Linked DNA regions of Mus musculus: region 1 is linked to region 2. The links are chromatin loops, found by intact Hi-C in ENCODE. Cell type or tissue: gastrocnemius. All regions are shown on one strand.

Region 1 (2,500 bases), 160 kb after region 2:
TTCCTTACAATCAGAGCAGAAATGAGTCTGTTTGCACAATATTTGAACTGACCTTTCAGGTTAAAACACCAGGCCCAAGTCAGGCCTCCATTGAAGAAAAGCATATCTAAGCCACTTCTCCACTACTGAAGAACCTCAGAAACAACACAGACACACACATACTATGTGTGTCTGTCTGTCTGTCTGTGTGTGTGTTTGTGTGTGTGTGTGTGTGTGGTTTGCCTCCATTGAAGACACTTTTCATAAAGGATCCGAAGACCTTAAGTAATAACAATAGCAATAATAATTACAGAGTTGTGACTAAGAAAATACAATATATTTTGGAAATCCCATAGCTCCAAAGGCCATACCAATACTCCCTGCATGGTCCAAACTCATGTATCCCTATGGCTCTACTGGAGGACCCTTCAAAGAGTGACCCAGCCATGACAAGTTAACTATAGACTAAATTATGAACTTTGCAGTCAGACTGAACTTTGGATCTTAAGCTCCAAGCCTGGTTCATCTGCAAGGCCTTGGTAAGTTCACAAACTCTGGAAATATCTTGTACCTCCTTTGCAAATGGAGAAAGGTTCCCATCTGAGCTTCTTGGTTGGTTGGTGTTACCATAGCCTGCCTGCCTTTGAAAAGGAACCCCGAGGGGAAAAGCCTTATGAGGAAAAGTCTAGGGAGCCCCACCAGTCCCCAAGCCAGGAAAAATGGGGTGTAGGGTACAAAGGACTTCCTCCTGCCTCTCTCACCCCTCCCCCTTCTTGAGGCTCAGGGCACTTTATTAGGTTAATCACTGCCTCGGATTTTAACTACTTCCTCAACCTACTCCACATAAATGACTAATTTTATGTTTACCATAAAGCATCTGGAAAGGCTTTAGAAACAAATTTCTACCCAACAGACTTCAGTTTACCCACCTTGATGGGCCACTGGCCCAACCAGTGGCCTCCCTGCCTCTCTAGGACCTAGGACCTTTCTTGCTCTGAAGCACAAAGCAGGCTTGCAGCAACAGTAGTAGCAGCAGCAATTAAGCCCGTCTTTCTTTTCTTTTAATCCCTACTGACTCAGCTCGTCCCTCCATCCTTTAGGGTCTGGTCATGTAAGGTCACTCACACATAATACATTTGTCTAGTTTTGTTGTTGGTGGTGGAGGTTTGGTTTGGTTTGGCTTGGTTTGGTTTAAGTCACAGTGAGAATCCCAAAGGTGGAACCTTTTGGAAACAACAGACCTTTGAGAAGTCACATACCTAGGCTGGGAAGTATGAGGGAAAGAAAGTCTGGTATTGCTGTCCAAGTTCAGCTCTGGGGTCCGGAGGCTGCCCCCGTGCGCCCCCTCCCGGTAGTACTGAAAACCTCTGCTCTGAGTCTTCAGTGGCCGCGTCGCTAAGGCCAAAGCCGAAAGGGTGAGGGGCTCTAGCCTCCCAGTTCCACTTTCAAGTAAAGGCCCTTAGGCACCCCTTCTACACCTAGCCGGAGGTTCCGGGCCTCAGAGCCAAGTCCATCAGTTTAAAAAAAAAAAAAAAAAAAGCGCCGCAGCTGCCATCAGCAACTTCCTTGGAGTTAGAAGTGGGGAGAAGTCAGAGAAATAGGGGGAAGAAGACTACAAGGGGAGTTGCGTGGAGATGAAAAGAGCGATGAAAAAAGAGAAAGAAGACAAGCAGACGTGTTTCAACTCCAAGCTCCCATTTCCCCTTTCAAATGAACGGCCTCCCCACTGTGAGCAGAATCAAGTATTTATGAAGGCATTTTTTGCATATTAATAGCTGCGCAGGGATGGGGCCCTGCCAGCGCTTAAGTCCTAAAGGTATGGTGCCCTTTTGAAAATACAGGTCTTTCCAGCCCCTCATAGAATTTGGTTTTCTCCTTCAGATTTATTTCCCCCTCTGCCTTGTGGGTCCTCCTGGGGCCCTACAACTGATTAAGAGAAATTAGTTTCTGGGCTGCCTTCAGAGTCCAGGACTGCTCTTCCCTCTGCGGGTCGCTGACATCAATCGCAGGCTCTCGCCTTTCCTCTTCCCCAAGGCCTCTGGGGAGAGGCTTGAGGTTGGGTGAGGTGCCCAGCACCTAAAAAGAATCTTAAAATTGTAAATGGAAGTTTCAGAAGGAGATATTAATACATCCGTGCAGTGAGAGAGGAGAAAGTAAAAAAGAAAAATATGCAATCATTTCATTAACGTTAATAATACTGTCGATCCTCGGTGAGGATTGCATTTCATTTTTAAAAAGAAAACATAGAGAGTTAGAAACATAATCAAAAGACCAAATCATATTAAAATAATAGTAGTAGGCAAGAATATGAGCTATAGTTTAGTGGCAGGGCTTGACTACCATAGGCAAGGCCCTGGGTCTGATCCGGAATACTCTTATACACACACACACACACACACACACACACACACACACACACGCACACGCATACGCGCGCACACACACACACACACACACGCACACGCATACGCGCGCACACACACACACACACACACACAGAGGCACAGATGACTAGGGCTTG
Region 2 (2,500 bases):
ACACTACTGGGGAGTGGTGGAAGCCTTTACAAGGTAGGCCTAGGGAAGGAGGTTTTAGGTCCAAAAGGGAGGGGTGTGCCTTGAAGTAGCCAATGGGATCTAAGCACCCCTTTCTCTTGTCTTTGCTTCTAGGCTACCATGATGTAAGAGATCCCTCCTCCCCTCCTCCCCTCCTCCCCTCCTCCCCTCCTCCCCTCCTCCCCTCCTCCCCTCCTCCCCTCCTCCCCTCCTCCCCTCCTCCCCTCCTCCCCTCCTCCCCTCCTCCCCTCCTCCCCTCCTCCCCTCCTCCCCTCCTCCCCTCCTTCCTCCTCCTCCCCTCCTCCCCTCCTCCCCTCCTTCCTCCTCCTCCCCTCCTCCCCTCCTCCCCTCCTCCCCTCCTCCCCTCCTCCCCTCCTCCCCTCCTCCCCTCCTCCCCTCCTCCCCTCCTTCCTCCTCCTCCCCTCCTCCCCTCCTTCCTCCTCCTCCCCTCCTCCCTACTACGTACTGGCCCTCACTGCAGCCCCAAAAGCAACAGGCCAACTGACAAGGGACTGGAACCTCCAACACTGCCAACCAAAAGGAAAGTACGTAAAGTACACAAAGCTGATTAGCACTCGGAAGGTTTCAGGCTAGGCGGTCTGGGTTCTAACTACCCAGTTCTGCCTGTTGTAGCACAGCTGGTCATAAGCAACAGGAAAACAAATGAGTATGGCTGTGTTCCAGAAAAATCTGAATCGTGGATGCTGAAGTCTAAATTCCTATCATCTTTAGTTGTCATAAAATACGATCTTTTTAGTTTTTCACTCTAAAAGTGGTCAAAGTCGCTCTTAGCTCCTAGATCAGATTGTCCTCGAGACAGTGATCTCATCCCCTGATTCAGATGAAGGATGTTGGAGGAGGTAGATGTAGGCTTCAGGGCTTCCAGGCTGTGGGATGGCCTAGAGGTGCCCAAAGGATGAACCCTGTTTTGGACTTTACCCTACGTGTGCTTGATGGATTTTCAGTGGAACACTCATTTGTTAAATACATTTTTGGGCTTTTTTTTTTTTTTTTTTTTTTTGCTTTGCTTTGAGCTTTTTGGGGGTGGTGCATTAAGTGTTGGCAGAGCAATCCTGAGGGAACCACACCTACTCTAATTCACACATTTGTATAACAATGAAAGTTCCCTAAATCCAATCTGCATACAGAGCTTCCACAGTCAATAGGGCCGAGTCACTAAGTCCCCACATCAGCCACTGTCATCCAACAGAAGTCAGCTAATGACAGCTGTTCTGGGTGGCTAACTGCTGCATATGGCTGCTTTGCTGACTTCCAAACACAGACTGGGTTTAAGAGCCTGGTTTTTGGGAGGCCTTCTCCCTACCTCTCCTGTGCTCTGATACTTCGAAGCTCTCCTTTGCTTTATCGTTGTGGCTTCTCCACGCTCAACAGGCGGCCACAGTGATGGAAACAGTGCATCACTGTGAGGTTCTGGCCACAGGAGGCCTCCACACACCACTGAACCCTGTTGTGTGGGACATCTGTAGCAGTTGTAGTAGTTGGAGCAGGGAGTATTTGGATCAAAGCTGCTACATTCCCAAGACCACGGCTACACTGCCAACCTTCCTTCTCAGCTCCTTCTTGCCTTCCATCATGTTCTCCTTTCTTGTTCTTTGTGTTGCCTGACCTCTGAGTTCACTGGAGTCAACTCTTTTCATTCAATCCAGAACTGTCTAAGGGACTGCTTTAGGCAACCAGGAAAGGTTTAGTTGAAGAAACAGCCTTGAGGAGAGCCCTGAACTTATATGCCCTTTCATCTTTGCTTCTATTGAGTCTGATTTTGAGATTTTATTATTTTAATTGTGTGAATGTGTGTATGTGTGTGGGGGGTGGGGTGGGGGAGGGATGCACACACAGGCCTGTGTCTGATCCTCAAAGGAACTGAAGTTGCAGGCAGTTGTGAGTTCTGAAAACTGAACTTTGGTCCTCTACAAGAGCAGTAGCTGCCCTTAACTACTGAGCCATCTTTCCAATCTCCAGACTTTTCCATCTTTAAAGTTTCTGTGAGGAGAAATGATCTGATTTTCTTCTGATTCTTCCTCACATTTTACATGTGAGGAAGTTGGGTTTTGTAAAGGTTTCCTAAGGTCACAGACTAAGGAGTATCTGGAGGTTGATATTTTCTCTGCCCTGAGTTCAAGCCCTGCTCCTGGCATTAATTAACTAAGTAACCTTGGCTATGACCTCATTCCATAAGCCCTACCTATCAGTAATGACTCGCTCTCTCCTGCACCAAGAAGCATATCCAAGGAGTTTGCTGCCTTAAAGAAACATGCTTTGGGAATCTTACTATTTGCCCAAACTCTGGCAGGTAGACAAAACAAAAGTCCCTCTACTCAGGGAGAGGAGCCTAGAGGCTGGAGCTTTAGTAAGTGACAATGTGCTGTTGGGACAGACTCAGAGGAGATAAGGACACTGCTAAAGATTTTGGCAAATCGTTTCAGACAAAAGAAAGAGCCAGTACAAATGCCTGAGCCTAGAA

What was found. Hi-C counts contacts between places; a loop is a spot of excess contacts. Peaks named below come from ENCODE experiments on the same cell type or tissue, not always from the same donor. Only the 100,000 strongest peaks of a DNase experiment are listed, where the experiment ranks them.
Region 1: it touches region 2 in a loop (3-fold over the local background); 3 of 42 quality-filtered maps call a loop at or near these places.

The regions. Positions count from the first base shown.
Region 1 is chr1:59,583,509-59,586,008 of GRCm38, forward strand. All of the region lies in intron 10 of Gm973 (predicted gene 973), which reads left to right. Among named protein-coding and RNA genes, the nearest start is that of Gm39648, 11 kb to the right of the region's middle. In gastrocnemius, a CTCF peak has its summit at 1,330 (motif pointing left); a DNase peak (open chromatin) is centred at 1,328; H3K4me3 peaks cover 323 bases; H3K27ac peaks cover 729 bases.
Region 2 is chr1:59,425,893-59,428,392 of GRCm38, forward strand. No RefSeq gene overlaps it. Among named protein-coding and RNA genes, the nearest start is that of Gm33724, 8.2 kb to the left of the region's middle. In gastrocnemius, a CTCF peak has its summit at 1,453; no DNase peak of the experiment used is centred here.